6 separate regions of the Mus musculus genome follow, and all the other regions are linked to region 3. Evidence: chromatin loops called from intact Hi-C (ENCODE). Cell type or tissue: heart. All regions are shown on one strand.

Evidence for each region. A loop is a pair of places that touch in the nucleus more often than their neighbours do. Peaks named below come from ENCODE experiments on the same cell type or tissue, not always from the same donor. Only the 100,000 strongest peaks of a DNase experiment are listed, where the experiment ranks them.
Region 1: it touches region 3 in a loop (6-fold over the local background); 11 of 42 quality-filtered maps call a loop at or near these places.
Region 2: a loop joins it to region 3, with 2.4 times the contacts of the local background. A loop is called at or near these places in 6 of 42 quality-filtered maps.
Region 4: it touches region 3 in a loop (5-fold over the local background); 25 of 42 quality-filtered maps call a loop at or near these places.
Region 5: a loop joins it to region 3, with 6 times the contacts of the local background. A loop is called at or near these places in 8 of 42 quality-filtered maps.
Region 6: it touches region 3 in a loop (6-fold over the local background); 3 of 42 quality-filtered maps call a loop at or near these places.

The regions. Positions count from the first base shown.
Region 1 is chr16:50,839,904-50,844,903 of GRCm38, reverse strand. No RefSeq gene overlaps it. Among named protein-coding and RNA genes, the nearest start is that of 1700116B05Rik, 59 kb to the right of the region's middle. In heart, a CTCF peak has its summit at 3,000 (motif pointing left); a DNase peak (open chromatin) is centred at 3,013.
Region 2 is chr16:52,029,372-52,034,371 of GRCm38, reverse strand. It overlaps Cblb (Casitas B-lineage lymphoma b), which reads right to left and starts at 2,823. Exons shown (of 18, transcript NM_001033238.1): 1 at 2,687-2,823; 2 at 1,182-1,363. The coding sequence starts at 1,349. In heart, a CTCF peak has its summit at 2,308; DNase peaks (open chromatin) are centred at 1,241, 2,361, 2,861 and 3,161; H3K4me3 peaks cover 2,902 bases; H3K27ac peaks cover 2,541 bases.
Region 3 is chr16:51,312,845-51,317,844 of GRCm38, reverse strand. No RefSeq gene overlaps it. Among named protein-coding and RNA genes, the nearest start is that of Gm32431, 260 kb to the right of the region's middle. In heart, a CTCF peak has its summit at 2,105 (motif pointing left); no DNase peak of the experiment used is centred here; H3K27ac peaks cover 496 bases.
Region 4 is chr16:52,179,314-52,184,313 of GRCm38, reverse strand. Cblb (Casitas B-lineage lymphoma b) reads right to left here. Exons shown (of 18, transcript NM_001033238.1): 14 at 956-1,102. Among named protein-coding and RNA genes, the nearest start is that of Gm23513, 77 kb to the right of the region's middle. In heart, a CTCF peak has its summit at 2,044; no DNase peak of the experiment used is centred here.
Region 5 is chr16:53,264,307-53,269,306 of GRCm38, reverse strand. No RefSeq gene overlaps it. Among named protein-coding and RNA genes, the nearest start is that of Gm25723, 320 kb to the right of the region's middle. In heart, a CTCF peak has its summit at 2,991 (motif pointing right); no DNase peak of the experiment used is centred here.
Region 6 is chr16:52,309,381-52,314,380 of GRCm38, reverse strand. Alcam (activated leukocyte cell adhesion molecule) reads left to right here. Exons shown (of 16, transcript NM_009655.3): 2 at 4,469-4,569. Among named protein-coding and RNA genes, the nearest start is that of Gm32597, 20 kb to the left of the region's middle. In heart, a CTCF peak has its summit at 3,119 (motif pointing left); no DNase peak of the experiment used is centred here; H3K4me3 peaks cover 242 bases.

The DNA of each region.
Region 1 (5,000 bases), 470 kb after region 3:
CTGGAGCGCCACAATCTATCTGCTGTATCTGTAACCACCGAAGCGATGAAATTAGGAGACAGGCTCTGGAGAGGGAAGAAGCTGTCATGAGGGTAGGTTCGTGGATTGGAAGTGGTGCCCTTATTCCTCAGCCTTTCCCTATTATGTGTGGCCACAAAAGAAAGTCAACCACAGGAGCAGCCTGGTCACAGAACCCCAGCTTCCAGACATGTAAGAAACAATGTTCTGTCATTTATATGATAGATGGAATGTGTATCATATTTTTGCAAAGTAGCCCAAATGGAGGCACAACAATGCAAAACTTTCCCATGTTATTTCATTGTTCTTGAAATCAGTACCCAAATCCTTGAATCCAAGACCTTCAAATTACTGTAAAATATGGCCCAGGCTCCACAGTTACTTTTGCATGCCACTCTGACTAATTACCATCTATCAAATATTCCAGGATATTCTAGAGTTTAAGGCACACACACTAAAGGAGAACACAATGATAAGATTGGCTTTAAAGAGAGTGGGAAGAGAGAATCAACACTTCTAAAAGGGAATTCAAGGACTGGCCTTTAAACAGAGCAGCTTAGGAGTCTACTGACTTTGCATAAGAATTCGGTAGAGAATGGAGATCCCACCATGATACCATAAAGGTTAATGGGAGATGAAAAACTAGATGTTCTTTATGGTGACTAGACTTCATCATAGATAGTTTTATTAGCACTTAAATTAGTTTAGAATGGTCACTCTTTGCCAGGCACTGTGTTAAACACTTTAAAAGCTCTGTCTGAAAAAAAATTTTTTTAAATGAATAAATAAAAATAACACCATTTGGTAAGAAAACTGAAATCTGGATAGCTTCAGGGATGTATCCAAAGACACAACAAGGTCTGGTCCCTGGAAGGTTTAATGTTAACTTCCACAGCAAAGGGAACTTTGTAGGTGTGACTGGGTGAAGGATCTTGAAGAGATGCTAACTCACATTATTTAAGTGGATCCTAAATGTAGTCAAATTGTCCCAAGAGGTGGGCAGAGGGAACTGTGACATGGAAGGCAGATGATGCTGTGCTCTCATCAAGAAAGACCTTTCGGGATGCTACAGTGCTGGCTTTGAAGGGAGAGGAGGGGAGCAAAAGGATGCCAGGAAGAAGGCTCTGGACCTCGGTCCCACAAAGAATGAAGTCCTCCAGGAATGTATAGAGCAACGGTTCTCAACCTTCTTAATGCCGCGATCCTCTAATACCCTATGTTGTGGTGACCCCAGCCATAAAATCATTTCGTTGCCACTTCATAACTGCAATTTTACTATTGTTACGCATCTTAATGTAAGTATCTGTGTTCTCTGATGGTCTTAGGAGACCCCTGTGGAAAGGTCATTCAACCGCCCAAAGAAGTTGTGACCCACAGGTTGTGAACTGATGCTGTAGAGGGAGCATGGCCCTGAAACTGGGAAAGGTCGGGGACGGGTTCTTCACACTTCTGACCACCCCAGCTACAGCGAATTGGAAGCATGTGCTGTCCAAAGCTGCATGGCTGGCAGCCATTTGCTATGAGTGACTGGAGAGGAGTAGAGAAGTGACCATGCGTCTCTCTAACGTGATTGCCGCACATCTGGGAAACAGAACAGGGAGTCAGGCAGAAAGGGGGGGACTAGAAAGGGAACTGAAGGACGGAGAAGGAAAGCAAAGAAAATTTAAAAACGGGTGGGAAAGGAGATGGAGAAAAAGGAGGAAGTAGTAAACGATCCCCGAAGTCTCAAGATGTACGGCAGCTTTGCTGTGGAACCTCTCATCCCCACGTGAGTCAGAGAAAGTTGGCATGAGCCCTTAGTGGATGCTGGCACTCGGCTAGAGTTCCGGGGCTCTGTAGCTCTAAATCCTGAGGTGTGACAGCTGAGGAGAGAGCAGATTGATGTAGTCCTAGTTCTGAGGTCAGCTGGCTCTGGCACTGTTGGACACAAATGTTAAGTGGTTATATATGAGGCTCAAATATATATATATATGAATGGCTTAACTTACTTTATACCACCCATTCAATTACAGCCTTAATTTGATTTTAAAATATGTTTTTGTATTTGCATATGTGCACACGTGTGTGCATGCATGTGGCACAGTATGAGATATCAGAGGACGACTGGCAGGAGTTAATGCCTCCTCTACGTCATGGACTCCAGGAGTAGTTCAGATTCTGAGATATCGCAGTAAGGGCCTCTACCCAAGGATTCATCTCACTGGCCCCCGATTCTGTTTTTAATATATATTGTATACGATATTTTAATTTTGATGTAATACTCTTGCCATTCCTTATTACCGATTATGATTTGTAGTCTAGTATGTTCACTTAAATCTTATAACTATGTTTCAAGAAACACTTACTTATAAATGCATTTTTATTGTTTTAATTTTATGTAAATCACCAAAAACTTCACTCTATACTTGCATCCAATGGTTAATCAGGGAAAACATAAATTAAACAGGAAAACAAGTGAGTGTGTCTAGCATCTTAACAACATGACATGCATAGCAACATTTGTCCTCGGGCTGGAGCATGAATCTCAGAGTCTATTGCTGGTTAAAGTTAGCGTTACAACATTTTCCCTAAAGAAATTAGAAACGACATTTTGAAGTTCTCTGGGGCTTGGAAGAGAGACCGTGAGAAACATTTGGAGTCCACATATAGCACACAGAGTACAGTGATTTTCTAAATTTTCTAAGACACGACCCTCATTATACCGCTGAAAAGCGATATTGCGAGGGACAATTAAGAATGTGAGGATAAAAGCTGGGCTGCTTTAGTGCCATGAGAAGACATTTAATTCAGTCGCTTCTGCTCAAAATCAGAAAGGGAAATAGCAACCAAATACCACAACATACGGAGTCTCTGTTTTTCGATAAAAATGCCAGGTGAAAAGGTCTTATTCAAATCCACACAGTATTATCCACCTCTCCTGAAGTTGGTTTTCCCCTTGGCACAAAAGGCACAGCCCTGCTTCTCTAACACAAAGCCCTGAGTAACAGCGCCATCTAGTGGATTTTTGTGACATAGGCAACAGCACTGCCTGCCAAAACCAGCCGTGTTTGCCCAGCCACTGGTACTAGCACCTGGGAAAAAAGTCTTCCGCACAGAGGAGGCTGTAACTGAATCCCAAGATCGCTGGTTGTTGTTGTTGTTGTTGTTGTTGTTGTTGTTGTTGTTGTTGTTGTTGTTGTTGTTGTTGTTGTTGTTGTTGTTGTGTTTTTTGTTTGTTTGGTTTGTTTTTTGTTTTTTTAATTGAAAAGATGACAATATTGATGTCACTTTTTGTAAGTATCATCAATCTTACCACAATGGATTATAATGCTTCTTGGACAGGACAAAGCTCACTGTTTCCATATGCCAACCTAAAAGCTCGATCCAAAAACCATTAAATTTCACAATATTGTCCCTTATATTGCTGTACAATTTCTACTGTCTTCAGAAAAGCCACCCCAGACCACTCAAGCAGTTCAAACTAGGGCACCGAGTCCTTTGTGTCGTATCTACCGACTACCGGTACCTGGCCCCTGCACCTCGGGTGGCGGCAGCAGCATCCCTTTTTCCTGTTGCCAGGTCAGGAATCTCTTGGCAGCTGCCTCTTCCACCGCTGCCCTCCTCCCGCTCCATCAAGAAATTTAATTCCAAGCTGGCAGGCAGAAGGTCAGAAATCTTTGAAAGCCTCCGTGTCTACCACCTCCACTCAGGTCTCGCCTCTGCACAGACTGTCAAATGCCAGCTGATTTCCCTCCCCGTTCCGTAGTGCCCCGTGTCTCCAATGTCCAGGTTGTCACCTGAATCTTGCCCTCACATCTGCTTCCTCCCTGTCCTTCCACAGCAGGGCTGTCCTTCATTTGTATAGTCCTGCTTCAGCTGTCCCCAAAGGCTCGGCATGCCTTGTCACCCATCCAGGAATCAGCATTCTCTCCGGAGTTGTGGACTCAGCTTCGCCTGTGTCACAGGCATCCAGCGACCAGAGCTGTCGTGGAACTCTGGGGAATCAGAGCTACAGGGCACCTGCAGTCTGCACGATCATATCTTGGGAAAAGTGGGCCTTGTTAAAGCCAAGGACTCCGGGGTAACATGACAAAAAAAGACAGAGGACAAACATCAAACCCAAGCTGAATCGGTGACAGTTTTCTGTCTTTTATAAGTTTTAAAATGGCATGTTCAGGGAAAATTTAGAACAGCTCTTCAAAACAGCTTTCCCATATCTTCATGATTTTTTTTGTGTGTGTGGCCACTCTAAAAGAGACTTTTAAACATACATGAGGTAAGGATCTTACACCATTTTTAGGAGTCTATATCAATGTTCAGGTGTGAAGATAGAGATTGCATAGAAATTATATTCTCTTGTACAAAACTGCTGTAACCCCCCCCTCCCCCCATCATCTAGCCTCCGGTATAGCAGGGTCAGAGCTATCTCACAAAGGAACAATATGAAATGGGGAAGCTTTGAAAATAGATAAGAGGACAACTATTAGCTATAACACAAATAAAGACCAGGCAAAAGCTGGAGAAGGAAGCAAGACTCCAGAACTCTGGAAACCATAAAGCTAAATGAATGAAACCCTAGCAAGGAAAAGCAAGCTTGTAGAAACGTCTCTGAAATGCTCCTTAGGGAAATACTTCCTTCTTTATTGCTGTGTTATGTTAACAGTATTCTAAGACAATATTTAATGCAGATATGTGAAGGGTATTTATTTTTGCCTCGCTATTTAGCATATGATACCAAACAGAAGCCAAATGATTAAGTTGGTTTTCCCCTAATAAACAATCATAGTCTATGTTTCTGCTCCCCAATGCAGTGTTGCATATTGCACCTATGCCAATTTTTTTTTAAATATAAAACGTAATGGCAAGTGCATGTGACAGGATTTTCCCTGTCCAATCACACTAAAATATTCGTGCAGCAGGAGGCTTGTGGCTGGGTTCCAGAGAGAAAGGTACGGCAGCAAAGCGTGGGTTTGCCTGACGGTCACCACAAAGGCAGTGCGGGC
Region 2 (5,000 bases), 720 kb before region 3:
TCCAATGGCAGGGCCATGGTTTAGTTATCTTACCTACAATCTCCATAAGAATACATGAAAATAAAGCCCATAGTGTCACCTCCCAGAATTGTTACTTCTTCTCAGTGGCTTCTTTGTAGCCAATTTTGTCTTTGGTAGCAAACCAAAGCCAAGGTAAATGACACCAAATGATGTCAACACGCCTTTGTTCATCATTCAAAAGGAGCATCTTTGTCAATGTCTCAAACTCAGCAAAGCATAGCCCAACTTCTTCTCAACATCATAAAGTTATGAATGTGTGCCGAGAAGGACACCAACACATCTGTGTCCCAAGCCTCCTCAGACAGCTAGCTTTTCCAGCAGGGCCCTGGGAGGTATGCACACTGCCCTTATAACTGGACTGAGAACTGCCATCCAGTTTGGTTTCTTCCTGTGAAACTAGAGCTCATCTAAAAGCAACAAAAAAAAAAAAAAAAAAAAAAAAACCACAGAAGTTTCTGACACTCTCAGCCCCACACAGCCTCCAGCATACATTTTCCTTTCACAATAAACAACGCACAACCAAAAAGGTTCCCTGTTTCAAAATGGAATCATAGATGAAAGAAACTGTACCGATGTCCTGAACAGTAAAGACTATATATATATATATATATATATATACATACATATATATGTATACATATATATGTATATATGTATATATTTTCTTAATAAAGATGAGTTTACAGGGATAAAAATCAAACTCTTCAATACTGAATCCTCCCTGGAGTTCTGGTTCTTTCCCCAGTAAAGGTTTCAACATCACCCATGTGCTTGTCCTAAGTGTGCTCCAGCAGAGCCTATTGTTCACTTGTTAGCCTTATATTATCTAGTAGCAAGGCAACTCCACATAAGACTAAGCAAACTTCCAAACCATACTATACACCCAGCAAAAGTAGCCAATGGTATAAACTGCATATTGGAGTAATACCCAGGGGCTCTGGAACTTGAAAAGCAAGATAATAAGTTAGAAAGAGTAATAAAAAAATAAAAGTCTTTCCTCTGAATTCAACTTTTGCAAACACAGAGTTGAAGAAAAATGGCCCAACCTAAATACAAAGCTCATCACCATAATAGTGATTATTAGCCATACATATAAATAAAACCCGAAGAAATCGCATTCAGGGTGCTGAGGGCCGTGTACACACACTGACTGAACTCACCACTTTGTCCATGAGTTTCCAAGTCTTCTCCACAGTCCTGCGGTCAGCTGCAGCTTGCTTTGGGGGTCCGACTGCATCCTGAATAGCATCAATAATCCCCAAAATGCGACCTTTGCGGGGGTTTCCTCCTCGACCACCAGGATTTCTGCCATTCATAGAATTTGCCATCTGGAATCTTAGTCCTTTTTGCAAGATAGAATTTCAAGAGAGGAAAAGTTAGCTGGATATGAAAGTATTTCCCCAACAGGAACCTGAACTGAACAGGCTCACTTGTACCCATTAATGATATTCTCCGCTGTCTCTGTGACAAAGCCCAGGGTCCCAGATTCAACTTTTTAGTAACCCTGAGTAAGGGCATCCTCCAAGTTAGGAGCCATGACACAAGATTTGCTCTTACAATACTAAAAGTTAAAGATGCATCCTCTGCCCGTGTTCTATGAAGCTACAGCTCAACATCATCAACAAAACAACTTTTAACAGGTAAGAACACAATGTCGTCCCCCCCCCCCCTTCTGCTGTAATCCAGATTCGAAATACTAGAGCTGCAACTCCTAAAATTCACGTTGGGAGCCTCACTTCAGTAGCCTCCTTCACGCTGTTTGATTTCGCCAAGTTATTACATAAATGCAAAGTACTCCACACACGCAAAAGGGACACGTCTCTTGTCAACAAAGGCGGAGGACTTGGATACCCCCCCCGCGCGCCCCGCGCGCGCGCGTCCCCTCTCCATTCCCCCAACACCCCCCCCCCCCGCAAAAGCCAGCAGCTGCGGACACACAAATAGTTCTTTAAAGCAGTGAGGTGAGTAGTTTTTCCCTAGAGCCAAATAAACAAACCAACAAGCAACCCCTTCTTAAAAAGCGGTGAGAACCCGGCAAGGGCGGGCACGCACCGCGGAGTTCACTTCTCCGGTGGTCCCTCTTCTGCCTACCCGGTATCAAGTGGTCCAAAGCTTTGTTTCAGAACGTCTGTACCCTTTCCAGGCTCGGGCCTCTAGCCCGCCACTCAGGGGTCTGGGAAAGAGACGAGGAACTCAGCAAAGATAAAGTAGCCCTAGACCCCGTCCTGGCTTCCCAATCCCACAGCCTGCCCGATCTAGCGCCAGTAGCACGCACCTCCCACCGGCGGCGATCAGCCAGAGTCCGCTCCCTCCCGGGCCCCGGGCCAGCCAGGGACTGCTGTTTAAATCCCCACTTGGCTCAGGCCCGCAGCGGCGACAGCAGCTGGAAGCTAGGGCTGTCCCCTCTCCCTGATGGCCCGCGCCCAGCTGCAGGGCCCCCGAGCCAGCAAGAGACGTCCAACCCCGGGATGACCCATTCCTTCCTCTACTCGGGTCACCGCGGCCGTCCCGAGCCACGCGTGATCGCGGGTCCCACTCCACACACACACGCTGCCCTGGCTGGGGTGGCTCGGGTGGGGACTCTGTGGAATCGCCCTAGGAGAGCGCTCCGGGGAAGGAGCCACCGAGATCTAGGAACACCGAGACGCGGGGACGCGGCAATTACCGTGCAAAAAGCTCCACGCCCGCCCGGCAGTCCCGCGCCACACTCGGGAGGCCGCCGCAGCGCCCGCCGGAGGAGGAGACCACTCACTGGCCACCCCACCCCTGAGCCATCCCCGGAGACCAAGGCGTGGGGCGGAGCTAAGGCGGAGCCTTGAGTCTTCGAACCAATCCTGAGAGGCTGCTTTCTGCCAGACAGCGGGCGGAGCCAATGGGCGGGACGAGACGCTCCTCCCGCGCTACCCCCCAGTCCACGTCCTCCACGGTACACAATGGCCCCAGAGGAAGGCCCACTCCACTGCGTCCCACTTGGAGAAGAACTCGTTGGGAAATGGACCTAGGCTAGCCTGGAACAAAAGTGGAACGAGGAAAGGAACTGAAAAAGTAGCAGCAAGGCGCCGGGGAGCTAACCAATGAGGGGTGCGCAGGTGGGCGTGAGCGCCCCGAGCGGGAGTCTAAGCCAACTGGGGCTAAAAGGCGGGACTTCCTGCCTCACTCACCTTCCTAGTCTTTGTTTCATAGCAACAGAGTAGAGGCTGCCAGGGTGGTGCTGCTTTTCAGCTCTGGGCGGGTCCCAGGCTTAAGAAATTCATCTCCCTAGGGCTGCCAAACTGCTACCCAGGAGAGCAGCCAAATAGGTCCAAGACCATGTTTCTTGTTGACTGTCAAATAAAGAGCAGCAGTCCCATAGCTCCTAAGATGAAGGTTACCCTCACATAGAGTAGGCTAGGAGTAAAACCCGAGTGCCAACTAAAACTTCCTAAATTTCTGAAATGTTTCCCTTTTACTATTAGTTCTAGAAGGATTCCAGATCAAACATCAGGCTGATGAGAAAGCAAATACTTGACAACTCTCAGCTAAATAGTCTCTGTAAATCGTCCCAGGACAGTAAAAACTCCACACAATGGGGATTACTAATCTGTTTGACACCTTTATATTCCAAACAAGTTTTCCCCTGGATTCCAGTAAAGAACTCTGCTGTTGGATTTTTGCCAGAGTCACTTTTCTTCTATGTAGATGAATCTTCATTTTAATGACAACCCTGTTTCTGCCATCCTCTTCCAGTGTTCGTCTCTTTCTGGGCTCCGTCCTTGATAGCCGTGTAAAAGAAAACAGTCTGGTAACGCTTACAGTGAAATGCCAGGGCCCTTCTGTCATCAGAATCACACATTAGACAAGTTCCATGATTCTCTCTATTTGGTTCACCATGCTCGTACCATTTGCCCCAGGTTTACATACCTGGGAGTGATTTCCTCTGTCATTGGTAGTATGGATACACCTCACACCTTGAGCTCCTGGGTGTAATACTTTGCACTTTTTAAAAATGTCATACGTGCATACATGCATAAGCATACATATGTACATACATACATACATACATATAAGCATTTTCTAACCAACTATCCTGATAAATGTGTCTCAGTGGTTCTGCCAATCCCTAATAAGTATTTTAGTGCTACAATTATTACTGTGAAGGCTCCTGAGTGGTCATAGAATGTCCTGCAATCCTAAATTCAGATTGTTATGATTTTCATGTAATGGAAACAACCAAAATGTGACCCTTTAGGCAATCAGGCAGTAAAGTACAAGTCTGGAAGTAATATTTTCTTTCATTATTTCTGTACTAATAATTAAAAAGTAGTTTCTTGTTTTATATATGTAGATGGTGCAGGCTTCTCCATAGCCCCTCCATATCTCCCTTATTGCTTGTAACAGTAGCTATGGTTGCTAAGTGGAGACAGTATTTAAAAAGAACTCTGTGGTTACATCCTCTATGTGTATAAAATGCACCTTTAAAGTCAATTCCAAAAGAAACTGGCACTATGTGTAGAAGATTTTGCTATGCCCAACCTTATACTGTATAATTAAATGTGTTGCTTATCTTCATATTTGAATAAATGTAAAATGGAACAAAATACATATACAATACAGTTCCTTTTGAACTGCAGTTTGCTGAAGGCAATGACACTAAAAAAATAGAATGGCCTGCGGAGCAAAGTGCATCATGGAGATACAGTGACAAGCCTCATTATGTTCTGCTCCTCTGCTCTGGCTGGGACACAGGTATAACAAATATCTCTGGGGCTGCCAAACTTTTCTAACCAAAGCAACTAAAAACTGGTCTAAGATAGTGTTTATGTAGGCTGACAAAAATAAAAATCTGTTAGTTGAGGTTCTCTAAAGGAGCAGAAGTGATAAGATATATGTGTGTGTGTGTGTGTGTGTGTGTGTGTGTGTGTGTGTGTGTGTGTATTATAATATATAACACAACATACATATATGTAAAAGGCTATTTATTAGACTGACTCACATTATGT
Region 3 (5,000 bases):
TGTCTCTGACTGTAGCTTGTCCTTCCTGTGGGCCTTTAAGCCTGTGTCAGCACTCCTGGCAAGACCAACTCTCTCCTGGACAGTGTTTGGGTATCGAGGGCTGTGGAATAACCTTAGCTCCTGCGTGCAGATGGAGTATGGAAGGATCGTGTCTCAGCTGTTCCACTGTTCCTGTGCCCTGTGCACTGCTGGCTCATCCCACTTTGGACAATTATTGGAGAGAAAGCAGAGATCTCACGTCTGATCACAGGAGTGCTCTCACTCCTGGGAGACCAGCTCTCTCCTGGAGGGCCTGTGTACAGAGGGTTGTGGAATTGCCTTAGCTCCCAGGTGCAGATGGAGACAGGAAAGCAGTAAATACTTAATAACTCAAAATTTTAATACTATTTGATTCTATCAAGCCATTCTTCAGTTATTAATTTGTTTGCAAGTAGATATAGGTACAGTTACAGATATAGATAGATATAGATAACCAGCTTTATTATATATACATATGTATAGCTTTAACATATAAATCTTTATATGTGTGTGTGTGTGTGTGTATATATATATATATATATATATATATATATATATATATACATACATTTCTAAATTTCTATTATGTAAGCTGCTACATCCTTCTTTCCAGGTTAGGAGATGTGTACAAACAGTTATAAACATTCCTGTCATTGAACAGCCACTATCTCCTGAAGCTGACAGGAAAAGGCCTGAAGTCAGCAAGTAATCTAGTCATCTGGGTAGGAGTAGAAACCAGATAGCAAAAGGAATGACTTCAGGTCAAAGGAGGCTTATTGGGCTTAGGAGAAACTAATTTAGAAGAGAGCAAGAAGGTGGCATGGGATTCAGGAGGAGACAAACCTGGAGGCAGCGCTGCCGTGAGTAGTTATTATCTCCCACAAGCACTCAGCCTAGCACGGCTGTGTGTCTGCTAAATATGGCTGTGTGTCTGTCTAATCTGCAGCTCGCCTTTGCTTTACTAGTGACAGCTGAGAGCATGTGGTACAGATCAGGCAGGTTTGCAAGGCTACTGTGACTCATTTTCTTTAAGGGGTCACAAAAGCAAAAAGTACAACTGACCTTGTCCACTATTAGGCAGTGTTCCCTGAAGTACAGGAGACAGTCATCACTCTTGGCTCCATGAAGATAGAATCAACAGCTTCATTTGGGTGGCAGGAAAACCTGATTGAAGATTAAATGAGTAAAAGAAAAAAATTTTAAGTAGTCTTCCTTCCTTTAAACTAATGCTAAGCTTTAGGGAAGTGTGAAACACATTTTTAAAAACAACCGATGATGAAAAAAACATACACGCAAAGTAGATTGTACTATGACCTCTGGTTAGTGTTGCTTCAGCTATCTTAGTCACACCTCATGGAATTACTGTCAGTGCTTTTAATTGGTAGCTTCTTTGGTTTCAAGCCTTCACAGCAAACATTGGAGCTTCTTTCCATTTCCTTCTGTGGGTTCTGCCTTTGCTGTTAATTTCGCCCTCCTCTGTCAAAGCTTCAGAGCACACATTATACACATAATTAGGGCTTCTTCTCTAATATTTTGAACTTTGCTGATGAAGGTCTTGGGTATTTGTTCTGCCCTTGTGTTATAACTTCTTTTTATCCCACCTCGTTAAATCTAAATGAATAGAGCCCGATTAGTTTCTTCTAGTAGCCTACATACACGTGTTTTTGATCATTAAAAACCCTGTCCTTCTACAGAAGCTCCCGCCCCCCCCCCAAAAAAAAGAAAGAAAGAAAGAAAGAAAAATAAAATAAGAGTCAACAGGAAAAACTGTACATACAAATGTGGTGTTTAATCACCTATCTCTTCTTTAACAAATTTCAGCCCGAATCTGCTGTAACACAGTAATAACTTTGAACTCAGTACAACTTCAGGATGGGAATAGTATTAACCTAAAAAGGTAGACAATAGACACTTCTCTCCTTCTGGGTGCTACAGAGACTATATTTTAACCATTCTCTGCTTAAACGCAATCTTTTGAACATTTGGTTGTTACTCCATCCTGCCCATTCAAAGGTAAAAAGTTGCTGGCAACACTGAATTTTTAATAAAAGTCTAAGAGTAGCGTTGAATAAATCACGAGTGCCCCCTAGTGTATGGAAAAAGCAACATCTAAGTACCGTTGGAGTTTGCTGATTCTGTTGCTAGAATCATTTGTTATAAAGAAATGTGATTTTCTCCAATATATCTGGGGAACCAGAGAGCTTCTGGTTTCCTCGTCAGTTTGGAGGAAAACAAAATACTACATCTTTCAAGTGATATTTTAGGCATGCTATAGTTGTAAATAGTACAATTTAATGAAACTATCGAGGGACATGAGAATAAGAAGTATGATTTTTTAAAACCTCCTCCTCCTTCTCTTCTTCCTCCTCCTCTTTCTCCTCCCTATATATAAGCAAGTGTAATATAGATGCAAGTGCATTCTCTGTATCTGGGCCTGTGTGTGTGTGTGTGTGTGTGTGTGTGTGTGTGTGTGTGTGTGTAATTGTCTTGAAATAAACGTGAATGTGAACTGTTTTCATTAATGGAATGATTAATTCAATCGCTAAACATCTATGGATCTATTCTTTTTGTCCGGAAGCATAAATAAATAGGCAAAACCATCAGCTTGAGAACACTCTGACAGTGGAAGCTGGTCCTGTCCAAGCTGAATGGAGGCTGTTAACAGTACATCTTTAAAGGTAAAACATCTTTCCTGATGTCCCAGAGACCTAAGGGAAGGGTATTTCTACTCTGCACGAGCATCCTCAGCATTTACCTTTGTACTCAGGTCTGCCATCAGGGATCGTACAGATTCCCTGAGAGTCATCACCACTTGGATCAGCAATGGCAAATAGACCTCAGAGTGTAAGTTACAAGGACCACAGTGACATGAATCAAATGTCATAGTGAAGGATTGTTAAACTCATGAGAAAACAGGAAAATCTGGTTTTTGTTTTGTTTTGTTTTTTTGACAAACAATGATAACAGTCAGCGATGATATGATATGAAACAGGAAGTTGTTTATAGAGGGCAGGTGACAAAGAGGGAGACTGAATTGATGTACAGAGTGATTTTCTGGAACTCTCTCCCAAACTAAAATAGAGGTGTTTAGGGAAGTGTTTCCCAAGGAATGGAAAATATCAACTCCAGGTGACCTAAAAGCAGAGGTCACCATACTCATAGGCAATTTATAGCTAGAGGTGGCAGTGGAAGTATCTAGTATGTTTTGACTTCTAGCTACCTTTGGTAAGTGAGCCCTTTATGCACTTTCACATAACATATTATAACCATGTCACCAGCTGTTTCTGTTTCAGAAAACTTGAATATTCTTTCCCAAATGTTTCACTCTTCATCATCACAATTTTCCTTAGAGTGTTTTTTTCTTTCTTGGGCCACTGTTTCCTAGGCTGGTACTGTAGTTCATCTGTGAGAATTATGAATCGATCATAGCATAGCCCATAGAGGAAAGCCGCTTCAACTTCAGTAGATCTGGACAGACGAATCAGTCAATCTCCCTGAATCTCGTGTGTTAACGGGGAAAACTGAATGTATTGCACACATTTATGAAACCATTCAAGAGGAAAATCAATAAAAGTTGTCCAATTATTATGATATACAATGAATTCTGTAGTATTCTTTTATATTTCCATAACAAATTTTGGTGAGGACCTATCTAAAACATTTTGTCTCGTTAATCTTTTCTGGCTAATGATTTGAAAAGCAGACCTTAAGGTATGACATAGACTATAGAGATTTAGGGGATATAAGGCAATCGGAGTACCTAAGCATACTTGGCATTTCTGACAAGCTATTGGCTCTAGCGTTTGATTAGTCTAAATTCAGTCTAAGAACAGCCTCATCCCCAGGGGTAGAAGATGCTTTCCCATTCTTCAGATTAGCATCCTCAACAATTAAAAGATACAACAAAACAACACAGAACAAATACAACCTTGTTACCTTGTTAGTACCCATTTTCTAAAGAACCAAGTGCTGGAAGTTTCTAGTACTTTATAGGAGGTTATTATGGAAGGAAAAATTAGCGTGTGGCTCCAATATTTCAGCAGTAACAAAAATGTTTAGAGAACAAATATGCTTCATATTTTTTTTGTGAACATAGTATTAGGCTATCCCCCCTCTTCCCTCCACAGTATCATGGTGACCAACTGCACAGAAATTTTTGTTTGAGAATGTTTTTGTTTGAGAATGGTGTGCACGCAATGTTGAAAGAGAGGGTATCACAATTCACAAACAATGCTGAATAAAGTCCTTTTCTCCAAAGTACAAATTTATTTGTGTATGTGGTGGAAGCTTATACGTTTTAAAAGTGGTTCTCAAGAAGGCCAAGTAGACACTAACCTCACCTAGTGGCTAAACCGCTTTCTTTTCCATTGATTTCTCTTGTAATTTCTAAATTCATAAAAAAGTAAAGATTAAGCAATAACATTCAAAAACACTGGAGGCGTAACTGCAGCTAACTGAGGAAGAAACATTGTAACAGCAATAATAATAGATGAAAATTGGTCCTCGTGATAATGACCAGTGAGTGCCCATGCAGACGTTTGCCAGCCAGATACTGGGTTTCCTATAGTTCAGGGCAGAAACACACAGCCTGTAACCCTTGATGACAATAATACTTCCTGCTATGTCGCACATTCAGCTTCAGATCTGCATAGCTCTGAGTAAGAAAGAAACAAGAGGGACAGTATGGGTTACAGTTAACTACAAACCTCGGGAGCAGTTTTTGCATTGTCACCCACCCAGCACCCACAAATTGGTTTAATTCCATACACACCACTCTCAGGCTGAATAGTCCACCATATCTCTCATTTTCCAGTCCCAGTGGAGTGTTTTTCTGCCCTTTCCTAGAAAGTGTTAGCTCTTCTGTCTACCTAGTATTTCAGATTCCAATAAGATAAGTGCTATTTAAGAGTGACTGCAGTGGCTCTTAAAGATATGTCTAATACTAATTACTGACATGGGCTTCAAATCTCCTGAGGGACAGC
Region 4 (5,000 bases), 870 kb before region 3:
TGGATGACTGATGGCCTTGCAGTCTCCTATCTGTCAGTCATCAGGAGGCCCCAGGCAGCTCAGCCACTAACAGTGTCTGAACAGAGCTGAGCAACTTGGAGCCAAGCACAGCTCCAGGAATACTATGCAAGAAGAATGCAGGCCAGAAAATAAGTTCAGAAAATAAAGCTAATAGATTGACATGTCAGTAAGATGCAAATTATATAAATGTTACTGTAACTGTATTAAGTTTCATGCATGCAAAGCCATGATTTTGCTTAGAGACAAACATATTTCAAAACATGTAAGCCATTATCAATAATTCTTATAAAAGTCAATGTGACTGGCACTTTGAAGACCAATAATGCTCCTATTATAATGAGGGGAAAAAGAAAAAGAAAACACAGCAAAATAAAACAACAAAACCCAGTGATCTTTGTATTCTTAGCTCATGCAAGAGAAGGTATTTGCTCAAAAAAGAAGTTAACAGAAGTAACGTTAAGGCTTCCCCCCCATTGTATTATGATTTCAGTAGAAGTATATTACATATCAAGAAGGAAAATGAATATAAATTATTCTAGCCTTCACATTATGAAGAAAAATTCTTAAGCAGGTTGACCTAGTACCTTAATATTAGTTTCTAAGCACTAATATTTCTTCATGATATATATGCTTGGACCTTTTGAAATTCATTAAAATATCTTAGGGGAAATGCATGAATTAATCATCATTATATGTAACGTATAGCTCCTTTTTATTAGATTGTAATTTGGCCTTTTGTGGGGGTGGGGAAGAAGGCAACAAAATCTTTTATGTGGAAGCAATGAAGGAAATATATAGGAACTACAGGCTAGGCAAGGAACAGGATTTTTAACCAATCACATACTATTGAACCGCATAGAAACAACCCCCACGTTTGACAGCATGACGATGCTTATGCCGATGCAGGATGATACAGAGATGCTCATCTTCTTACCGAACAGGAGCTTTGACATTATGGCAATGAGATGGTTGTGAATTCAGGGACACAGGATGGGATGAAGGAATCTTGTATTCATCGTCATCATCTTCTACCGTGTCTCTAGTTTTCTCTGAGAGACAATTTGCTAATGGACCAGTACACCTACCAAGAGGGAAAAGAAAATCCAATCTGGTTTAAGCATCATAAATACCAGAGCAGGAAGGTCTGATGTGACATAGAACAATGAAGAAACTGCTTTGTCACTGGAAGTTTTCAACTGTAAACTGTTCTTACATCCAATAGAAATGGAAGGCCTTGAAATGTTAAGATAAGATATTCATACCTGTGGTTTTTAAGGGTGAACTAAGAAAAAAATGAAAATTACGAAAATGAAAGGGTTTTATAAATAAAGCTTTAACATAAGATGTGTACAATTATTCAAGTCCAAGCTATTAAAATGTTAATTGCTCCCTCCCATGTACTGGAAATCAGCAAAAGTGATAAGGATACACTGAAATCAACTGGAAACAAGAGGTTCTTTAAAGGTTCAAACTGGTCTATGGCTAATACCCATAGTTTTAAAAAAGCCATACATGAGAGAAATTTAACTATCTTGTCAACTTATAACTGTAGTGCTAGAGTTCCTCCCACTGCAACAATTAAGAACGAAACGTGTCCACAATTAGAAGCCGATCATGACAGAAATAAATCTTTGAGATGGATTGTTTTTGTAACTCATGATACCTAAGTGTAATACCTAACTGCAACGAATAAAACACTTAGCGGGATACCGTGGTGGATTTGAGCATTTTACTTGATCATTTGGGAAAATATATAAAATAAAATTGAAAAGTACTCTACTTCCTGTGTGGGTTTTAATTTAACCTTTGCTACTGCCCAAGACAACAGTCCAAAAAAAAAAATGTTAAAATGCAACTTGGCCAACAGGTAGAAAGACAGCTAGTTTGCAAGACACTAGAAAAACTCGGATCCAAGCCACTTTAATTATTATAAACTTCACGGAAAATGTTCCCCCCCCCCCAAAAAAAAAAAAAAAACACAAAACAGTGTAATGTTCCAGCACATTCGGCAGAGGGAGCAGGAGCCCTCTGGTACGTGAGGCAGTCGATGCCTATGTGGCTTTTTGTCTTTTTTCTTTTTCCATTTTCATTTCTTCTCACCACAAAGTTTCATTTTCATTTTGTATTCTTCTCTCCGAGAGCTGAGTGTCCCTGTCTGAACTTCTTGGGACTAAAACATTTTTTCAGATTATTTTTTCCCCTCAAATTTTGGAACAGTTGCAGACTTTACCAGTCGTATCCCTCATGTAATCCTCAAAAAAGCTTTGGATTTTGGAGAACTTTCTATAATGATTTCACTTTTGGGTCAGTGTGGCTGAACACCCGTTATAATAGAAAAAAATGTCAGAGGTGTTTTGTATGTGTGTGTGTGTGTGTGTGTGTGTGTGTGTGTGTGTGTGTGTGTGTGTGCATGTATGTGTGTGCTCATATTTAAAGTTTCAACTGTATTCAGAGATCACGGAAAACCTTCCCTTGGGAGTTTTCAAAAGCTTATACTTTTAGTTTGTCTTTGAAGAAGTTTTCAGTATTGATTTTTAAAGCTCTGTTTGTTAAGAGATACTTCAGGATCCAAATGTCAGTTAATGGTAACCTGAAGCTTTGTTGTAGTAGCAGAGGGGTCTCTACACAGCCCAGAACACAGGCTATGAAATTCATAAACAAACAATAGTGTTATAGTCACTCTAGTTGAATCCTAGAAGACACACCTTGCAACTAAAGGTGACAAAAGTAAAGATGTTTCAAAATGATGACTTGATGGTGTTTTAATATGGTTAGGATAGAAATAACTGTATTTTCTTGCAAACACTAAATTCTTGGAGACAGACATCAATCTCACCAACCTCTGCAAAGACCAGGACGTCTCTATAGGCAGAGGAAGTGGGCCCTGCATGTTCCCATCCTCATCCTGCTCTGCTTCCAGTCTCAGTGAACACCATCTCTATACATACCACTTAAGTAAATACTTCAGAGACAAAAGGGACCTTTGACTTAATATTCAATAACTACATCAAGAGGTGGAAGTTCAAATCTGTCTTACAGGTTACTTCAATAATTTAATGATTTCCAAGAAGCACTTCACTCTGAAGGAAGAATACTTGTTTTTAATTTGCATAACATATAGTATGTATTGGGATGTGTGTGCTCATGCCAAGGTATGGATGGAGGTCAAGGACAACTTGTGGCAATCAGTTCTTACTCTCTCCTATCTTGCCGTTCCCAGGGATTCAACTCAGGTGATCAGACCTTGTAGCAAGAAACCATCTTGTCAGTGCAAGAAATAAACAATTAAAAAAAAAAACAAACAAACCACACCTGTTGTGGTTAGCTCTGGATGCTACCCTTCATTGACAGAAGATCTTGCCTGGCTAAATACCACTCACTCTTTTGTTAGTCAGAGAGCATCTGATGTAAATATGAAAGGCAATAATTATCTATCATTTTATCAAAAACTAAGGGTTCAGTTTTAGAAGCTACTAGTTAGACATTTTATTAGGTTGAATGGATCTTGGTGAGTTATAACTAGAAGTTAAGAAAGCTATGTGCCATTTGTATTGAAATATAAAAAATACATCCTGGTATTTTTTTTAAAGATTTATTTATTGATTATATTTAAGTACACTGCAGCCATCTTCAGACACTCCAGAAGAGGGAGTCAGATCTCGTTACGGATGGTTGTGAGCCACCATGTGGTTGCTGGGATTTGAACTCTGGACCTTTGGAAGAGCAGTCGGGTGCTCTTACCCACTGAGCCATCTCACCAGCCCATCCTGGTATTTTCTACTTATCATTTTAATAAAGTCTTGTAAGAAAGTTCACTATTTTCTCTTAGGTTAATGTTTTAATATTTATTAAAATTTTATCATAAAGAACTTGTAAATAAAAAAGTCAGAGAGATCAAGCTGACCCAAAGTCTATGCATTGTATCCAAACTTTTGTATAGCCTATGAGTCAACAGGTGTCAGCATAACTAGACACAGAGTCACTGTCTGTGTGTATGTTATCTAGATGGTGGACTTAGGGACATGGAGACTCAGTCAGTCACTGGTATATCTTAAGGGAAAGATATTATTTTCATTGTGTTCCTCCAGGGTCCCGGAGGAACAAAGTAGGACAGCTATCTGGCTGGCTCCAAAGGAAAGATACCAAGCCATTTGCATCCATTTACACACATTTACACTGTTATATGACTCCACATTCCTGCTACCTCTTCCATTCTGCTGCTGTTCCTGAGTCATAGCACAGGAGGTACATTTTTCCAGGTTGCAAAACCATTATCCCCTTAACTTGAAACTCATCTGAGCCTTCCTATCCTCATGGTGACTCACTGGCTTGAGTGTGCAGGCACATTCGCCATGTTGAGAAAGAGGTCTATTTCCATCACGGTGATACTTTCTGAGGCCACCTTTCAAAGCTGAAGGTTCACAAACATATTCCTCCCAAGAACTGCCTACTCCCAGAATAACCACAGGGCAGACTGACTGCACATGCCATTACCATTTACTTTGATAATGGACCTCAAATATCACCCTCTTCAAGTGGTTTTCATTCCTAATTGGAGCAACCCTTGACACACCAACTTTTCTCCGAAAACAAAAAGCAGACCCCTTCATATTTCAGTGTCTATAAAAATCCCCATGAAACTGGCAACAAATTCAGTAATTTTCTTTGACCTTTTCGGTTATATGTATTTAGCATATGTCCTTCTATTGATGTGTTTCCTATACTGTTATTTTACTGTTTTTGTCTACAATTGCAACATGTTTAAGGGAAGACCTTGAGGCCATCAAGGATTACCCTACTTTGCACGTAACTGAGCACTTACAAGCTTTTAAATAAAAATAATGAGGGGGTATTAGCAAGGAAAATCACCATGCCGATAAAAAAGGAGAGAGAGCAACAATTTTCAGAACCTTTCATGGACAGAAAAGCATTTTAAATAATATGCCATTTTACTTGCTTCCCATATCAGAAGATCTCTG
Region 5 (5,000 bases), 2.0 Mb before region 3:
TATATTTAGAGAATCCTGGAAAATATATAGTTCAAACAAGATTCGACTGTAGATAATACATGATTCCAGCTGCTGTAGGAATAAGAGCCTCTTCTTGCTGACAGGTATTCACGTGTCTCAGCCTGCTTACAGTCTCACAGTTCCTTACAGTCTTTACCAGGATTCTATTAAAGTCTCCCCCTCCCCCCCCCCACACACACAAATGCTTTGTTTTGAGACAAGCTCGGTATTTAGGCACTGATAAGTGGATATTATCCAAAAGGTACAGAATAGCCATGACCTCACAGAACTTAAAGAGTTAAACAAGAAGGAAGGAACAAGTGAGGATGCTTAAATCTCAGTTAAAAGGAGGAAACAAAAGAATTATGGAAGGCAGAGGGAGAGAGGGATCTAAGTTAGAGAGGGGAGGTGGATGGGAAAGGGGTGGGGGCTGGATCAGGTATTCGAGAGATAGGAGAGAGTCCCAGAGGACCAGGAATGAATAGAAATGTGCAGCTGCCAGGGATGGGGGCTGGAAGTGGAGGAAACCTCTAGAAATTCCCTGAGACCTGGGGGGGAGGGGGAGGCTCCCAGGACTGAATGTGTGTGATCTTACCTGAAATACCTAACATTTGAGATATAAAACCTGAAGAGACTACCTCCAGTAGTCAGGCACAACCCCCAGTAGAGGGATAGGGACTCCAAACCACATACAAAACCTTTGGCCCCAAATTGCTCCTGTTTAAAAGAAATGCAGGGACAAAAATGAAGCAAAGACTGAAGGATTGCTAGACCATGGAAGCAGCATACCCAAGTTGGAGGCAACTTTTCAGAGGTGAAGAGGAGGGGGAGAGGTGGAAGAACTCTGTGTGGAGGCGCAGGGAGGGGGGGGGGCAGTGGGCAACATTCTGGGATGTGGATGAATGAATAAATGAATGAAAATTTTTCCAAGGCTTACCCAGACTTTTTTTTTAAAGGACGCTAATAAATACATCTCTCTAGACTTTGCAATGTAGGCTACTCTATGTGTCTTAAGGTAGAGTTACTAACATCAATTCTTTCTAAAAAAGTACTTTAGCAAAGAAATATGAAATATAGTATGCTACAATGGGCATTTAGTAGAACATAACTATGTCTACTAAATGCTATCCAATGTCAGATTTTAAGCTGAAGAAATGAAGAGATAATTTAGATAAATATAGCCTTTAAGTATAGGAAGGGATTGGGTTACAGTTTGATCTTTGTCATGCACTGGCCATGAATTTGTGGTTAATTCTAAAATGACTAAAGGACCATAGCTGACTTATGAACTTAGTTTCTTTAAAAGATAGTTATACCAGACGTGGAAAAGGCTCAACTTAATAATTCTTAACTCTCAGGATCTATCTTTCTCAACTTCACAAAAATTATTCATGGTAAAAATAAGAATTTAAAAGACATGGTTTTAGAGTTCCAAATATGTCATATAGGTCCTCATTTCTAAATTTACTAAGATAAACTAGTTCATATGCTTTATACTGTCTGACATTATTGATTCTGTGATCAGTGAAAATATTTATCATATTATAATTATTAATGTATATTGTGTCATCTGATAATATTCTTTGCATTCTAGAAAATATGATATACAATACAAAATATATCACAGTGCTTATAGAATTTGGACATGTTTTATTGCAGAATGAATTCCATCCTCTCCTCATCATTTATTGATAACCTTTTTTTCTAATACCACAGAATTTGACTTTTTGTGAACAGGGACAATAAGGCGATAAGATAAAAGAAACTTAGTAAAGAAACTGATGTATTCTGGTATTTTGCTAGTTGTCAATATATAGAGAGAAAGACATCGGAGGGATGTGCACACAGAATAAAGACTAGATGAGAACCCAGCAAGAAGCTATTTAGAAGTTAAGAAGGTCAGCCTCAGAAGATACCAAAATTATAACAACTTCATCTTGGGCTGTTGGCTTCTAGAACTGTTGGAATCACACTTTGGAAATTTAAGTCATTCGGCCTCTGCCATTGTCTGAGTGGAGACCCAAGAACTTATGCACAGACAGAATAACATTAAAAAATAATCAACTCAGAAACAAACTTTAAATTAATAATTTTGAACTATTCTTATAACACCCATGATCTTGAAGTTCTTAATATCAGGGCAAGGGAAAGGAGTTATAAAATACAATGATAAAACATTATAGAAGGCAGCGTATGCGCGCGCACACACACACACACACACACACCATTTGCTTTCTTACATAACTTCACTACCTGATTAAATAGTGCCGATTTTATTGGGCTAAATCTACAGATGAATATAATCCCTTTATATGTTTTATTTATATTGTTCATATGTGTGTTGAGAGCAATGCAATCTTTAGTAAGTTCCTTCTTATACATGTTTATACTTAGGTATTATTCACCTATTCATTCAACTAACATGCCTATAGGGTTTTCTATGGCCATAGAAATGTTCAGAGACACACTCATATTTTTATGGCTCTAAATAATATGCATAAAATTCATCATTTTGGAGTTAAGATTTTATCTTTGTCTGGAAAACTATTGTTTTTATTTAATTTTTTTCTCCAAGGTGATGTTTCAATATTATGCATTCCTGATGATTCAAAATAAAAATAAATAAATAAAGTAAAAAAAAAAGCAAGAGGTAATTAACGTTTAAGTCATTATTTTGTATAATCATCATTTTATTGAATACAACGAAGGAAAACCCATTGTTATTTATGAACAAACAAGATTTTTTTAAAAGTAAAACATCAGAGAAGAAAGGACCTGAAAAATAAGTTAGTTCCATGTAATTAAATAAAATAATGGTCTCGAAGGCTGTACATCATTAATGGAAATGAATAAGATAATATATATGTAATTTGTACCATTATGTCATATACATGTTAGAGAAAGAACTGGATTATATTTCCAAAAGTAGTATTTACAAAGTCTTCCAGCAGTTGCAGTCATGCATCATGGCTGCTATATTGGAGGCTGCCAGTAGGTGGCAATACGATTCATAAAGACATTTATGGAGACAAAACCATATGCAAGAAGGGAAAAATAAGATAAAACGATTAAAAAAGCTTCCCCTTGTTTTAATTTAAAGATCTTCCTAAACATGAAGTGGCAAACCCAATACTATTTTTCTTTTTGATGAGATGGAAAAATGTCTGAACAAAGAAGGAAAAATTATGAAAAGTATATGTAGTTTTCAAAACAAATATCTTAATAGATATTATTGACTATATCAAATAAATCAAATTGACTTTTTATAGTTCAGGCAATAACTTCTAATCTTTAAGTCAGCAGCCAAAGATAAACATTATATTCATTTTAAAATATATTGGTGGTAATTACTCACCTACATAGAGGTAATTAATCTATCATTGTATTGTTTTGGGAGCAGAGCAATTAACAAAAATTAATAAAACTCTTAGGAAGTAGCCAAAATACATGTAAGATATCAAATATAATGGGAACACAAGTACACATATAAACCCTATGGTAACTAACATAATTGATTTCTTATCATTATGAAAATGGACAAGGCAAATAGAAAGGAGAAGAAACTATGGAAAATGACATTGTTAGGTACATGGCTACCAAAACAATTAGAAGAGGCAAGGACTCAACAAAATACATAATCCACATTAAAATGACAGCTTTGTTCCTGGGTAATTTATTATATAATAACATTGAATAGTACATATCACAATAATTCATTGTGTCACTATAATATAAAATTCTAGCATCAGTAAAGTCTATAATGGTGAATATACTTTTGTTCAATGTTTCATAAAAATATTAACAACATTTTAAATATTTGAGAATATATATATGGATTTGAAGAAGTTGAGATACAATATTTGAAATACAATTTGAAGAATGAATATTTAGCATGAAACGAATAGATTCTTGGTATTGTGACTATGTTCTTTAATTGGCCCAAGTTTAACCTCCTTTTACCTATCAAAGTACAATTAACTTTTAATCTAAGCAAATGTCCTACCAAACTTATTCAAACTTCTCTTATATAATATGGTTGAATATCTAGAGATTTTCTTGTGATTAAAGATGCCAAATATAGAATCCTGACTTGTAAAGTTCTAGTATTTAAACATATTTTCTTTGTTGTGAATTGTGAACAAAATGTTAGTAATTTGCATGCATGAAAATGAAAGTTTCCGACTATGACTGTAATGATATTTCTAATGCTTCTCAACAATTTCTTTAATTAATTTTGTAGATTAAAGAGTTGCTTGAAATCTAGCTTTATTATTATGCAAAAATTTTAAGATTAAAATTAGATATTGATGAAATTCTACAAAATAACTAGGCAACATACTTCATAGTTCAAATAAGTACGGGAATTTCTAGAGTTTTGTTTTTCCTGGCTTCACAGATATCCTGTTGTTTAACTGAAATATTGAGAAAACTAAGAGCAGAGAAGAATTGTATGGGTTTGATAGTCATAGTGAGACTAGGCCGGGGCCTAGCAAACACAGAAGTGGATGCTCACAGTCAGCTATTGGATGGATCACAGGGCCCCCAATGGAGGAGCTAGAGAAAGTATCCAAGGAGCTAAAGAGATCTGCACCCCTGTAGGTGCAACATTATGAACTAACCAGTACCTTGGAGCTCTTGTCTCTAGCTGCATATGTATCAAAAGATGGCCTAGTCGGACATCACTGGAAAGAGAGGCCCATTGGACAGGCAAACTTTATATGCCCCAGTACAGGGGAATGCCAGGGCCAAAAAGTGGGAGTGGGTGGGTAGGAGAGTGGGGGAGGTGTGGGGGACTTTTGTGATAGCATTGGAAATATAATTGAGGAAAATACTTAATAAAAAAAACAACATAATCACATATGGTTGAAAATGTAAAACCTATTTCTCCATAGTAAAATAGAACTGTTGTAAACATAATGACTACATTCATTTGATGCAAGAGACTATTGGTATATATATTCGTGAAAAAATTTTGAGAAAAATGTTGAGAATGACATTTC
Region 6 (5,000 bases), 1.0 Mb before region 3:
AAGAAGAAACTGGGTACCATGGCTCATATGAGTGTTTGTAGTATCAGCACCAGGAAGGTAGGAATAGATGTATCTCTTGTGCTTCCTGACCATACCTGTTTAGTTTTAGTCCCCTGTGAGATAGTGGCATCGTAAAATGATCAGTGGCACCTGAAGAAAGACACTTGAAATTGTCCTTTATCCTTCAGATATACACATCCATTCGCACAGAGATACAACTGCAGGCACAAATAACATATACACACACGTGGATATGGATGCTCATATACATATTGTGCACATCCACAGTCTACTATGTTATGTTGTAAGTTCAGCATCTTAATGAAATATCTGACAGACAGTTTGTATTTTTAATAGTGCCAAATAATCTGTAGAGCACAAAATTCAATAATTTAGTTAATGACTATTACAGGAAGGAAACTGCGGGAGAATTCTAGTAAGCCAAACTCAATTTTCAGATCTGGTAGTTTAAAGATAAAAGGCTTTTTCTTCTATGAAAGGTGCAAACAGAATCACTCAGGGTGATGGGTTTTTCCCTGTCTTGCTGCCCCTTCTGGACATCTCTAGGCGTTAGGACGCTAATTCATTATCAAATCACCACGGTCTCTATAGTTACTGTATCTCTAGGAGGTTAAACACCTTAGCTCTCCCGCCGAGGCACACCCTGCATCTTTCACACAGATGAAACAGGAAGTCATACGACCTTAGTAGAAGCAAGTTGATGGCTGTAGCCAACTAGAAAATTGATCCCAACATAAGCATTATTATGGCTCATCACATGATCCAATGTACTTATCCTTTTCTGAGTCTGTGGAACAGAGATTCTGTCTCTGACTGTTTGTCTTTCTCTGTTGTCCCTGATTCTGTCATGTGTCTTATTTCCTTTGAATTTCTTCTTTCATTAGAGTCCTGCCCTAGCTGAATTCAATTTGGCATTGTCACTATAAGATGTGACCCCTGAGTTGTCAAAACAGTTGAAGTGTCAACACTTTGCTTTGTGGTCTCACGAGATGCATCATCTGTAAATCAGAGAGCAGAAATAGTTCTTAAACTTGCGGGAGATGGAAGAGAGGCTTCCATGAACTACCATGAAATGTATTTGTTTTCATGTTTTGGTTTTTTTTTCTCCTCAAGACAATAGATAACAACAACAACAACAACAACAACAAAAAATCCATGTTCTCAGCCCATGCAAAATATAATGCTTTTAGAATATGGTGAAGCAATAAGAATACCTCAAAGTTCCATTGCTATAAGTTATTTCTAATTTCCAAATATATTAGATAAGTAAAATGAAAAGGATGTCACCACATTCAAATGATAAACCATTTTACTAAATTTCTTTTTTTTTCCATTTTTTATTAGGTATTTAGCTCATTTACATTTCCAATGCTATTTACTAAATTTCTTAAGTATCAGAATATGGAGTTTAAAAATGCTTGTTGTTTTCTCTGCCACTATTGTGCTCTGATCATGGTAATAATACAAGATATACTTCAGATTCATGCAACTTTAAAATCTGACATAAAATCTGGCATATGTATAGAACATTAATCTTCCATGAGGGTAGAAGAGAAGAATAGTATCTGGGAAGATCAGTGATCAACATTTTGGGAAAGGCCTTTGCTTGCTTACCTTATGAAGGATGGACATCAAGGGATCCTGAGCTCTCTGCAAACTGCATTGCTTGGTCTACCTTGGAATCAGCACCAATTGTCAAAAGAAGGTGTTCTATAAAAACGTGAGCCAATTATCAGGGTGCAACCTGTCACAGATGAAGGTGAAATGCCAATCCACCATCACATGCAAGTGCTTTACTGTAAAAGGTGAGATCACACGTCACCTGTGGCTTTGTTGATCTTCATTATCAATGCTTAGCCACAAATTAAAATACATGCTAAAATTACCACATGCAGGAACCTGATAGAGAAAACCAGAGCTGTGTCCTATTAGAACAGCCTATTCAAGGTTAATATGCCTGTTAGGGATCACACATATAAAAGTCCAGTATTTGGGAGTCAAAGGTGTTGGAAGACACCAAGAGACCAAGGCTCACTGAATCAACTAAGCAGGGGTCACATGGGCCCATGGAGATGAAGCAGCAGGTACGGGGCCTGTGTGAGTTTGCACCAGGTCCTCTGCATGCGTGTTATGGGTGTTTGCTTGGTGGTTTTTTGTGGGACCTCTAACAGTGGAAGCCGGCATACGTCTTTTGCATGCTGTTTGGACTCTTCTGCTCCTATTGACCTGCCTTGTTCAGCCTTGAGATGAGGGCGCTCATCTTGTCTTATTGTATCTTATTTTGTCCAGTTTGGCTGTCGTTTTGGAGGTTTGTTCTTTTCTGAAAAAGAAAAGGAAGGAGAGTGGATCTGGGGGAGGTTGGGGAGGTAGGAGGAATGGAGGGATGGGTAACTGTAATTGGGATGTATTGTATGAAAGAAAAATCTATTTTCAATTTTTTTAAAAAATTATAAAATAGCAAAGAAAGTCCAGTATTAGAGTTGGTGTGCTCATTTGCCTGTATGCCTGAAGCCCTGGGTTTAATCCTCAGCATTGCAAAATATATGAAATAAAAACTAGAGTAAAATACTATTTATTCTTTTATGATCCTCTGATATCCGATGGTTTAATGTCAAAGGGAGTAATAATCTGAGCATGAGGAAAACAAAATTATGGGAAAGTTTTAAGGTTATTTTAACAGATCCTGGGTATACGGTGAACAATTGTATGTATTTTTTCATTTTCAAATACAAAATGGAAATACAGTCTCGTTGCTTCTGCATACTATCCTGTATCTTTACAGTGGTAAAAAGTTCTTGAACAGTTTGTGCTACCCAGTGGCTCCTTCTATTCTTGTTCACAGAGACGTATTTAGAGAGGAAGTAGCCTCTTGAGCATTTGAATTTTAGAATAGGAATTGTGTCACCTCCCTTCCTTAATAACATTAGTGATTTCTATCCCGGTGTAAAGCTCTTATGTATACCGTACAGTGAATGGGTAACCGGGAAAGGTACCGTCTATTCACCCACGGGTGCTCCAGTTCAGAAAGTCCCAAGATGGTTTTATTTATTGTGTGTTGCGGGCTGCCTTAGCTTTGCCCTTGAGCACCACCTGCTGGACGAAATAACCTCTGCTTATGCTTTCCCCCTGCAGATTAGAATAGCCCCTTCATGCTCTCTACCACCTAGGGTATTCCTTACTGGATATCCACCCACGAGCTTCGTAAACCTTAAAGAGCTCTGTAAACCTGAGAAGTTGAGGTGTCTGAGATGTTTCCTTGCTACTATTGGCAATGCAAGTATCAAAGTAGATTTTTTTTTCTTTTTAGTGAGCACATATGAGTTTTGCGTATTTAGAGAGTAGGATGTGATGTGTGTCTACAGGTATACATGCTATGATCTGATGGAATCAGGATAAAGGGCAGTTCTGTTGCTTCATATGGATTCATATTTGTAAGCGGCTCTCATCCAGTTCCTTGTAAAGCATATGGCACACCGCTGGGCTCCTCAGGACTGGATGTTACCCCTCTTATCGGTTGCTTGTTTGTTTTGATCTGTTTATTTTAATCATCCTTCTACCCATCCCTCTTCCTCTTTCTAGGTTATGTAATTACTAATGCATTTTCACACTGACCTTGAAGGAAGACCGTAAAGAGTTTGTTTTTTTCTGTCCGTAAAGTCTTAAAGTTTTTCAAAACTCCAGGATTATAAATAGATACAAAAAATATTTTACGTTCCTAGTCAAAATTATTCTTTTCACATTGTAATTTTTTATTACTTAGCTCATTAAAGGATGAAATGACCCGTTTCTTTTTTTGTGTACCAGACTAACAAACAACATTTTAAATTAGATTGATGCCCTAATGCAGCAGCTAACCACTTTGTGAATAATTCCTTGTGAGAACAGAATTTTTGTACTATAATTTTAGCATATTAATGTTTTATGAAAAGTTAAAATTTAGTAGGAATTTTGTCTATAAAATCAGCTACTTGAGCCAGGCGTGGTGGCACACGCCTTTAATCCCAGCACTCAGGAGGCAGAGGCAGGCAGATTTCTGAGTTCAAGGCCAGCCTGGTCTACAAAGTGAGTTCCAGGGCAGCCAGGGCTACACAGAGAAACCCTGTCTCAAAAAAACAGAAGAAAAAAGAAAAAAAATCAGCTACTTGAATACTAGCATTTCTCCATCTAGATAAAGTTGAAATTTGTTCTAACTTGAGCTATTTTTTTTTAAATCTTGTCACTTAATATTAATTTTCTAAGAGGTAAATTTGATAATCCGTTCCATGAAAATGTATTTCAAGCTATTTTGAGATCTTTGAACATGTTATTTCTGGCACAGCTTCATGTTTCTGTGAAATATATTCCTAGTAAGTACAGTGAAGAACATAATCAGCTTGTAAATTCTCCTGTATTCCTCTGCTATCGCTTCAGGACAATATTCAACATCTCTTTCCCCTTTTGCCCAAAGGCCTTGGATGGTACACTGTCAACTCAGCATATGGAGACACCATTGTCATGCCTTGCCGTCTCGATGTACCTCAGAACCTCATGTTTGGCAAATGGAAATATGTAAGTGTGAGCCTTCTGGGGCTTGGTGAATTGCCTCCAGCTTTTAAAATTCTCTCTCTCTCTTCTCTCTCTCTCTCTCTCTCTCTCTCTCTCTCTCTCTCTCTCTCTCTCTGAGAGTATGTAACACTGACATAATAGTAATATATTTATCTGTGCATACTTATATAGAAAAATGTAATATGTTGAATATGTCAATAAAATTCATGCTTATATAACTAATGCTATTTTAAATGCATCTAATAATTCAACAGTTATAGAAGGATCTGCTTTGTCTGAACCATCTGTCCGTAAGTGTTAGAGGCACAGGGAAAGGCAAAGTTCTGGAATCCTATCAAGAGAGTGTAGAGCACAGTTCTACAGAGATCATTTTCTCTTCACTAGTTTCTGAGTGATGCAGTTACTGCAAAGGCTAGATAGATCTAGCTATCTAG